3 separate regions of the Homo sapiens genome follow, and regions 1 and 3 are each linked to region 2. Evidence: chromatin contacts called from ENCODE Hi-C or POLR2A ChIA-PET data. All regions are on one chromosome and are shown on one strand. The core of a region is the stretch at or near the end of the contact, and the rest is flanking DNA. Distances in the headings are between cores, read along the strand shown.

What was found. Hi-C counts contacts between places; a loop is a spot of excess contacts on that map. ChIA-PET counts read pairs that join two places held with the same protein, here RNA polymerase II (POLR2A). Pooled maps may share reads with other maps.
Region 1: a loop to region 2 is called in a map of CD8-positive, alpha-beta T cell, with 2.3 times the contacts of the local background. The contact joins two enhancer-like sites. A Hi-C loop is called at or near these places in 3 of 168 maps with a recorded cell type or tissue (CD8-positive, alpha-beta T cell, ascending aorta and mucosa of descending colon) and 10 of 50 pooled maps. POLR2A ChIA-PET finds 5 or more read pairs at or near these places in 1 of 52 experiments (MCF 10A).
Region 3: a pooled map shows a loop between it and region 2 (2.5-fold over the local background). The contact joins two enhancer-like sites. A Hi-C loop is called at or near these places in 2 of 50 pooled maps. POLR2A ChIA-PET finds 5 or more read pairs at or near these places in 2 of 52 experiments (A549 and H1).

The regions. Positions count from the first base shown.
Region 1 is chr2:28,223,685-28,226,730 of GRCh38, forward strand. All of the region lies in intron 7 of BABAM2 (BRISC and BRCA1 A complex member 2), which reads left to right. Among named protein-coding and RNA genes, the nearest start is that of BABAM2-AS2, 85 kb to the right of the region's middle. Within about 2 kb of position 1,564, at least 7 of the 41 ENCODE cell types and tissues checked have a DNase peak (open chromatin) inside an H3K27ac peak, as active enhancers do.
Region 2 is chr2:27,702,364-27,705,643 of GRCh38, forward strand. No RefSeq gene overlaps it. Among named protein-coding and RNA genes, the nearest start is that of LINC01460, 12 kb to the right of the region's middle. RefSeq lists a silencer at 1,533-1,602. Within about 2 kb of position 1,533, at least 5 of the 41 ENCODE cell types and tissues checked have a DNase peak (open chromatin) inside an H3K27ac peak, as active enhancers do.
Region 3 is chr2:28,543,203-28,546,727 of GRCh38, forward strand. PLB1 (phospholipase B1) reads left to right here. Exons shown (of 58, transcript NM_153021.5): 14 at 10-66. Among named protein-coding and RNA genes, the nearest start is that of PLB1, 49 kb to the left of the region's middle. RefSeq lists an enhancer at 2,340-2,839. Within about 2 kb of position 1,974, at least 8 of the 41 ENCODE cell types and tissues checked have a DNase peak (open chromatin) inside an H3K27ac peak, as active enhancers do.

The DNA.
Region 1 (3,046 bases), core at 314-2,813, 520 kb after region 2:
CAAAATTAGAAGAGCAGCAACTTTACCTATTAACTGAGGTCTTTAACTTCTGAGGATAGAAGATTCCTTCTGTATGGTTGAAACAGCATTTCTCAGGGGTGGGGCAGTCAGGTAGTCTGTCCTTTTAGTCCATATCAGAACCAGCTATGAGCTTTTTTCCTTCTTTTCAAATAACACATTTCTCCACCCTGAGATTCCAATATGCTATGCTAGAACAAGGGTGGGAGAAAAGGTATGTCTCCTCCCACCCCTTCCTCTCTCCCCAAGAGAAATCTCTGAAGGGAGGTCACACTACTTTGGTGTTCAGGGACAGATACACTTCTACTCACTGCTTGTATATGCAACAGATGATGTTGAAGAAGAGGCTATTTCCCACATTAACCAAAGTGGCACATGACTCCATGTGAACCAAACCAAAACAACAAAAATACTTACCTTCAAACAGTTTAATTTACCCAGTTAATCACAAAAGATTAAAAAATTGCTAAATCAGAAATTCTCTACCTGTAACTGATGTTTTCATTGATGATGAATATTAGAAACATTAACTATATCACATACTCCCTGAGGACATAGAGTGGTGACTTGCAAATGTTTTGGTTTGGAATTGTGGCACCTTATTGTTGTCCCTAAATGGTTTACATATTGCACACATTTTTAATTTAAAAACAAGAAACAAAACAACCACTTTAATTTCACGCAAGCCCTTTTGTGATAACTGCAGACATGAGTGTCATAGAGCCAGACCCCTGACTTGCTGCCAGTAAAATGAATGTGTCTTTAAAATTTTTGCAAACAAATTTAGTCTTAACTCTTCTCTGGCTTACTAAATTGTGGGATGCTTCGTACTTCAGTTTGCGGTACTTGAGCTTTAGAAGCGTGCCTGAATGGTGCTCAAGACACTGCTGTGGGCCTCTGCTGACAATGCAAGCTCTCACAAAACTGAACGTTTGGCCCATTTACCATAAAGAAGCAAACAGTCCCCATCCTAAGGACAGGCCTAGCCTAAGGTTAACAGTAAGAGCAACATTTTGTTGCTTCATTTTCCTATTAAGCTCTGGGTTGCTGATTGAAGCAGAATTCCAATGTTTTGACACACCACCACATTGTTAGCACGATAGGGAGGATTTGATTATGGGAGAACAAGTCCAAAAACGGTAAATTGACAAAAAAAAAAAAAAAAAAAAAAATCTGGGGCCCTGTTTCTCAAGGCAGCTTTTGTGGTTGCATTCCTTTATTTGATGTGGTTCTTTCCTTCTCCTGTGCCAAACGGTGCAATGTGGAAAAATGATGAAGTTGCAAAAAAAGGAGAGTGGATAGGGAGTGAACTGTTTAGTAACAAGAGAAAGAAAACAGAGCTTAGGGATCAAAGACAAAAATACCTGTTTCTCCAAGTAGGAAGAAGAAAATTAACTCAGGGGTTCTTTCCTGAAGCCTGGATAAAGGCTGAGCCCTGCTCTCAGCTGGTGCTGCTTAGGCCAACCCGGGCTGATCGCAGTAGAGACAGGGCAGCCACAAGCTGTCTGTAGGTGAGAAGAGCAGCAGCTAGAGAAAGGGCAAGGCTGAGTGCTATGGGTTCCCAAAGACAGTCGGGCTAACAAGGGTGGGCGCCAGGGAGGAAGGATGGAGAGCAAAGGCTGCCTTCAGCATCAGACTGAACACGGTTAACACCAGCCAGCCCTGCAGGCATCAGAATCCAGAGGAGGAAGCATCAGAATCGAAAGGAGGAAGAGGCTTCCATGCAGGAACAGGATTTTATTTATTTACAATTTGAAGGCTGGATAGCTTCTCTATTGTGTGGTTTATGACATTTTCTGAGTGTTAAAATTATCTCTTTTTGCACTGTGAAAAGAGCATATATGATTCATGTTAATATTTCTGAGGATCAGTCACCAACTAACAGCTAGTATTTTGGGTGGGAGGAAGGCTTTTGTAGGCAGCTTTTTCACCTAACATAGAAGTTAAAAAGCACCAGAATATGCCTCAAGCTTCGTTCAAAATCATATAAATAGCTCCCTCTTGCACAGTTACAATCTAGTATGGTTGTGAGAACTCCCACAGTCCACGAGTTGCCTAATGCTCACCTCACCCTTGCCTGAAAAAAGCTAATTCCTGTGGTTTACCTGCTGATGGAATATAGCTTCTAAGAAGTTTGACCAAAGGGCCTCTTTTCATTTTTGCTAATAACCTATTCTAGGGGGGTGGGGTTTGCCTATATTTCTTCCTGGATACTTTTCGTACTTTCAGCATCTGTAGAACTGTCAAATATTTCTATAATCCTAGATCAAGAGTCAGCAAACTAAAACCTCCTGGCCAAATCCAGCCCACAGCTAAGAATGACTTTTACATTTTTTAAATGGTTAGAAAAATATTTAAATAATAATGTTTCATGACTCGTAAAAATTACATGAAACTTGAATTTTAGTATCCATAAACAAAATGTTGTTGGAACACAGCCGTGCTCATTCATTTACATATTATCTGCGGCTGCCTTTGCACTTCAGCAGGAGAGCTAAGTAGCTGCAATACAGGCATTATGGATGCAAAGATGACAATATTTACTACCTGGCCTTTTACTGAAAAAGTTTGCCAATCCCTTTCCAAGACCGTTAAACTCTTCTTTTCCATAATGACTATTTCCATAAAGATATATACATTTATTGGCTTTTAATGTTCATTTAGAAATTTGACTTCCATCTCTTTTTTATATTCATTGGACTTTAATACTACAAATATTTTTTAAGTGTCTAATATGCTTGGCATTATTCTTGCTAAGAATAATGAGGTTATAAAAGTGAACAAAACAGAGGCAGATCCTCATTCTGGAGGAGATTATATTCTAGTGAGGAGTCATGGGGGGAGATGATGAGTGAATACGTGTAGAATGTCTTATGCCACGGAGAAAACGACAACACAGAAGACCAAGTACCAGAGATGGAAGGGGCTTATCTTAAATAGATGGTTCAGGAAGCCTCACTCAGAAGCTGACATTTGAGTAAGACCTGAAGCAGGTGAAGAAGCCCGCCCCGCAAATGGCTGGGAAGAG
Region 2 (3,280 bases), core at 283-2,782:
GGATCTATGCCTTTGCATTGCCCACTGCCCTAATCTAAGCTCCCTTCACCTCATGACTCCACAGGTCTCCCTCTCATCTCTGCCTTATCAACTCTCCTCCACATATGTCAAACACATCCCTGAGCAGAGTCCCTTGCTCTGAAATCTCAAAAGGTTTTCCAGTGTCCAAAGTGTGAGGGTCCAAATTCCTTTGAGGCTTTAAAAGCCTTATCATAGGGTTCCTGTGCTTTTCTATCATCATGACCCCACACCTGCCCTTGTCCCTCCCTTTCTTCCACCCGATGAGGCATACCTGCTACTCTAGAAATAACAGGTTATTTGCCCCAAACACACCTTTGCTTTTTCCTCTCCCTATATTTTCTATCAAGCCTTTCTGCATAGGCCTCAGTTTCCTTGTCTATTAAATAGAGAAAATAATACCTACCCAACAGTATTGTTGCAGAGATTAAGTAACAAATATAAACTTTTAGCCATGTCCAACACATAATCACCTCCCCCCACCCCATGTAGTTATTATGAGTGTCATTGTGGTCTTCCTTGCTCATGTTTGGTAAGTAAGGTACTACTTTTTTTCTTTTTAAGACTTTATTTTTTAGAGCAGTTTTAGGTTCACAGAAAAATTGAGCAGAAAATACAGAGATTTGCCATTGTCCCCACTCCTCTCATACACAGCCTCCCCCATTATCAACATTCCCCACCAGAGTGGTAAATTTGTTACAACTGATGAACTTATATTGACACATCGATATCACCTGAAGTCCACAGTTTACATTAGGGCTCACTCTTGATATTGTACATTCTCTGGGTTTGGAGAGATGTGTAACGTCATGTATCCATTATAGTATACAGACAAACATGGTTTCATTGCCCTAAAAATCTCTCTGTGCTCCACCCATTCCTCCCTCCCTCCCCCAGGCCCGACTCATTTTTAACACAATCAGCTTGCCCCAAACTACCTTCAGGAGGCCTCCCTGATTGCAGAGACTATCACTAATCCCTCCTTCCCCACTAGCGCTACAGCACTTTATTTCTACTTCTATTACAGCCCTTACTCCAACGGCTTGATATTCATTACTGATATGTGTGTTTGGGTTACTTACGTTTGTCACTTACAAGTTCTTGAGGACAGGAACTACATTATCTTGTACCCCATCCATGGCACCTAGCAGTTCACAAATTGGTGCTCAGTTAGTTAACTGTTGGTTTCAATGGGTGGAGGGCTGAAGGGCAGGTCCTAGCCCCAGCCCTTCCTATCCTTGGGTTTTTCTGTCAGAGAAGGGATACCTTCTAGCCACTTTTAGTTCCAGGACCTTGCTCCAGACAAGCTGGATAGTCTAGGAACTGACCATTTTAGCAAGTTTAATCCAGAGGGCTGGATTTATGTCCTACTTGGGGCAAAACCAGGCATGAACTACTCCTTCCCATCAAGGAGCGCTGCACTCCAGCAGCTGGCTTTAATTTGGATTTTCCAGGACCAGCTGCATTTAGCTGGGGTTGGTTGGGTTTCCTCAGGTCTGCCTTTATCACGCACACCCCGTCAGAAGTTAATGCAACCACGGCAGGGAGTGACCACAAGGGGGCAGTATAGACCCATTACAATGCGGTCAGCTTGCACAAGGGGCTGAAAGAAGATAAAGGTTTCAAAGCAGAAGAAAGAGTAAGAATCAGAAAAAAAGGAGGATTGTGAAAAAGTTAGGAGCAGCAAGCTAGTTTCGCTCACAGACATTCCTGGACCCAAGACCTGGCAGCAGAAAGTTAGCCAGAGACACCGGTCAGGCCCAAATGGTGCTCCCAACTCTCCTCCAAAACTGCCTTTTCCAGTGCTTAATTTCACTTAGAGAAAGTCGCTCTCCATTTATAATGCCAATATTCTATGGAGGACTTTGGGCATTGCATATTTATTCCTTACACACTATATTTCAGCTTTACAGTTTACAGAGGATTTTTTTCACACTTGTTAAAAAAAAAAATCCGAATCCCCTATTAGACTTAAAAGGTAAAAACAGATGTTAATTACCTCTGTTTAAAGAAACTGAGGCACTGGGCAGGGTGGCTAACACCTGTAATCCCAGCATTTTGGGAGGCTGGGGCAGGTGGATCGCCTGAGGTCAGGAGTTCGAGACCAGCCTGGCCAATATGGTGAAACCCCGTCTCTACAAAAAATACAAAAATTAGCCAGGCATGGTGACCCCTGCCTGTAGTCCCAGCTACTCAGGCTGAAGCAGGAGAATCACTTGAACCCAGGAAGTGGAGGTTGCAGTGAGCCCAGATTGCATCATTGCACTCCAGCCTGGGCATTGCAGCGAAACTCCATCTCAAAAAACAAAAACAAAAACAAAAAAAACCTGAGGCTAGACACATGAAGTGACTTGCTCAAAGGCACACCGAGTTTGTGGTGGAACTACATCTAGATGTGAGTTTCTTTCATTTCTGTTCCTTTGCTTAGTCCTTCTAGTTTTCAATTGTTTATGTCTGTAAGCTTAGTGAGTTTTTAAGAGCAAGGACTATATCTGATTCATCTTTATATCCCTGAATGGTGCCCCTTAATCTTTAGGGCTATGGCTGGGTGTGTTGTATAACACCTTCTCCAGAGTTAGAGTCCATGATCTATCTCTTATCCTCCATGATTCAATAATTTTGTGATTTTGAGGCACGGCCCTAACAAAGACAGTGGTGGCTATGAGTGATCCTACTGGCTGAGCATTTCAACAAGGGCAGCCACTTGGCTGCATCCTTCGTAATACAGAGAGGTTGTGAGACAGTTTTCCAAAGTATACACGAGTGTCCCTGGTGTCACGAGAGTCGACTTTAGGGGATGAGGATGAAAATGTTTAATTTTAGTAGCTACACATATAAATACATATAAACAGTATAAATGTAATATGTCACATTACATATACATATTAAAATATATATGTACATTTTAATATATATGTACACATATATACACACATATGTATTGCAGCTTAGAATGAAGTTAACTTTTTTATGTCAACAGATTTTAGGGTACAGGTAAGTATTTGGTTACATGGGTAAATTTTTTTTTTTAAGAGAGATGGGGTCTCAATATATTGCCCAAGCTGGCCTTGAACTCCTGGGCTTGAGAACCACCCACCTTAGCCTCCCAAAGTGCTGGGATTACAGGTGTGAGCCACCACACCCGTCACATGGGTAAGTTCTTTAGTGGTGATTTCTAAAGAGATTTTAGTGTACCCATCACCTGAGCAGTGTACACTGTACCCAATACTTAGTCTTTTATCCTTCACCATCCTCCCAACCT
Region 3 (3,525 bases), core at 724-3,223, 840 kb after region 2:
CTCTTTTAGGAGGACCCCCGACTCCAGGATTCTACCACGCTGGCCTGGCATCTCTGGAATAGGATGGTGAGTAGATGGGGCCTGGGGTGGGGCCCACAGAGGAGGGGCAAGGTCTCCACCACCACTGAGCCCACCGTGCTGAGGAGGGGCTGCAGGGCGCCCCAGGATCCCAGGACAATGGTTCTGGGCCACCAGGGATGCTTCTGTCTCCCGGTGACGCCCCTCTCTGACTGCCTGAGACTTTGCCTCGCCACAGGTTCTGCGCTGCAGCCAGGCCAGTGAGCAGCAAAGGTCTCACAGGAGCCTCAGCCCTGGTTTCCCAGAGGTGGGGCCGTTTCTCAGAGTCTGTGTGGAAGACCTGCTTGAGTCAAGCACTGGGGAATGTGCTCCCCTCACCATTCCTGTCCAGCCTGCCCTCACACTTAGGCGGTGTTGTGCGGTTGTCAAGGCCCAAGGTGGTGCCTGGAACAAGCGTGGGCTGCAGCGTGATGAAGGCCTGGGTTGGAATGCTAAGCCCACCACTCACAAGCTCTGTGAACTCAGGTCTCAATGCTCTTTCTGCAAAATCCAGGTCAGCCCCTGGCCCAACATATCTAGCGCGCAGCTCGCTCCTGGCCTGTAGTAAGCACTCCACGTGGATTGGCCTTTTTACTGTAACTGTAACAGGATATCCCCAGATTCCAAAGGGCCCCCAGGGATATCTGGGATTAGTCAGGGGATGGAATGTGGCGTCGACGTCGAGGCTTTGAACCTTTTCAGGGCGTCAGACAGAGACCTGAATTTGCCATTTATTTTCTTCCCACCCAAGCTGCCTTATTTTTAGAATTCTAGTGACAGAAATTCATTTTTCTTCTTTTGTGGATCCGTCTCCACAACTGACATACTGTGTTGAGTACCAGGGACAGCTGCATTTCAGCACACATGAGCCAGTGTGAAACAGAGTGTAGGGAGGGAAGGGGCACGGCCTCCGACAGTCCCTGGCACTGGAAACCTACTGTCTGTCCTTTGAAGAAGGCATTTGAGTTCTCTGAACAGGGACGTCTCTCAGTGTGCCTGGCACTTGCGGGGACTATGTCCCCAGAAATCCACTTTGCTGCTGATCTCCCATGATGGGCAGAGAAGAGGAACCTGGCCCCTCCAGCAGGGACTGCTCTCCCAAGCCCTCTCTCAGGGAGAGGAGGGCTGATGATTCCAGCTCAGCCAAACCTCTCCTCTCCTGCCATCTTTCTCCCAACCAACAAAAGGACACCTGTGACATGGCTTGCCCTTGAAGGTACCACCATACCACCTTGTACCCTGCCCTTGTACCCTCCATGGTTCCAAGGGGGATACAAGAGACCCACCAAATGTGGCTTCTGTTCTCACCAGGCTTCAGGTGTAGCTGGGAAGGGCCAGACAGCCCAGAGGAACGAGAGTCAAAAGGGACTCAGCCAGCAGTGTTGTGCTGGGCCACGCACCAAGAAGCAATGTGAACAATGAGGCCGGGAGAGCCCATGAAGAGGGGATTTGAATGGGCTTTGTGAAATGTGTTGGAGGAGGTCACGGAGGGCGTTCCCAGGCAAAGGGACCTTTGTGAGCAAAGGGCATGGAGAGAAGAATGCGTCAGATGCAGCAGCAAGGGCAGGAAGAGGCCTGTCTGATAAGAGAAGAGATACGGAGATAAGGCTCCCAGCGTGAAAGGAGCCCTTGAGCACCAGACAGAGAAGCTGGAGAGGGCAGGTCCAGGGAGAGGGCTGGATTCCTATCCCTTTCTCCTTTCATCATGCTATTTGTCCTTGATATTGGTGGCAATAGCAATAATAACCACCTTTACAGAGCTGCCAGGTGATGGTCCCATGCATACAAATAAGGTACACCCCACGTACGGTCTCTTAAAACTACTCGAGGGTCAGAATGAGCACGTACACAGGAATGGAAGGTCTCACCCTCAAGGCCAAAGGCCTGCGACACAGAGAGTGTCACAAGGGCTTAGAAGAGGAGGAGGATGTGGCTTTCCTAGGTAAGCAGTGACCTCACTCTCTCCACACCCATACAAGTCCGGTTTCCCAGTGCCAGTGCAAACCCCAAGCTTCCTGCAGCCTCAGCCAGCAGGGACATGGGGGGCAGGGAGAGACAGGATAGGAGGGGGTTCCCCAAGCATCCCCAGTCCCTCGTTTCCTCACAAGCAAAATGCCAGACCATCCCACAGTTCCCGGATCGAGCACAGCTGCTGGAACACATCAGAAGCTCCTGCAGACCCGAATTCAGCCATGAGAAGCGACGGGTATAACAGGTTAGGGCGAAGGGCACTGGACAGGAGCCAGAAAACCCGGGCTCTGATTTCGGTCCCACTTTCGGTGGTTTCTTGAGGCAAGTCACACGGTCTTTCGGGGTGTCCATTTTCTCTACCTGCCAAAAAGGTCTAAGCACCCTTAGCCAGCACCCAAGGGTTTGTGAAAATATGGGAGGGCATTGGGCTCCTTCCTACCCTTGGTTTCGCTAATTGCATCCTCCAGGTGCGGGGAGGGCGGGAGTCTCTGCCACCACATCTGTGATTCTTTGCTGGGCTGGACTGGGACATCGAGGTGGAAGGCAGGTGTACCTGTTCTGTGTCTACCCTCGCAGACACACAGAGCCCAGGTGAGGGCTGCCCTCTGTGTGGGGAGCAGAGAGGGACTGGCAGAATCCCCATGATCACAGGGAGTCCAGGTCCATTACTCTGTCCTCAGACACCCCCGGACACAGCTGTAGGGAAGGAGGATAGCTCTCAGCTCTGCAGCCCACAAAGCCACATACCCAGACCACGTCAGCATCCTCCCTCCCTCCCTCATCCTCCAAGCCCTAGCATAGGTGAGCATTGAGGACCAGCAAAGGAAAAGCTCCACCCATCAGCATGGGAGGTGACAGCAGCCCCATCTAAACATGCCTGGAACTGTCCTGGCTGAGTGAGGCCTCCAGGCTGAAGCTTGCACTCCTGGTGCCAAGCCGAGGAGGATTTTGTGTCTGGGACACGGTTCATTCCCTAGGCCCTTTCTGCTGCTGCCGCAATAATTTCTGGTAATTCTTGTACATCAGTCGTTTTGAAGGGGACCCACCTTTAGGGAACTGATGTCCCTGGCCCTCTCAGCAATCACTGACCCCACCTTATGCCGAGTCTACACCAGGTGCCGAAGCCACAGGCAGAATAAGGAACTTGGGGATTGCTCACAGTCCAGGGAGGATTCTGCTGCTCGGAGAGGATTTTTAAGGTCATTGCCCTCACCCCTCCCACACTGCAGTTCATTCCTCGGTGGCAGGAAGCCGTGCTGGGGAGATGTGCAGAGTGGGGTGGAAGCCCAGACCAGCCCCGGTTGTCCCTGGAGTAAATAGCACATGTGCATTTATGGGACCCACAGTGTGGCAGGAGAAAGAGGCACACATGAGGAATTATTTGAAGTAACTGTGTCATTTCCATCCTTTCTGGGGATTGGGGATGCAGGAGAAGAAAGGGTCAGAGCCAGTGTAAAGGGAATGAATGGAAGCAAGGAGGATGGAGGGGACTCCTAA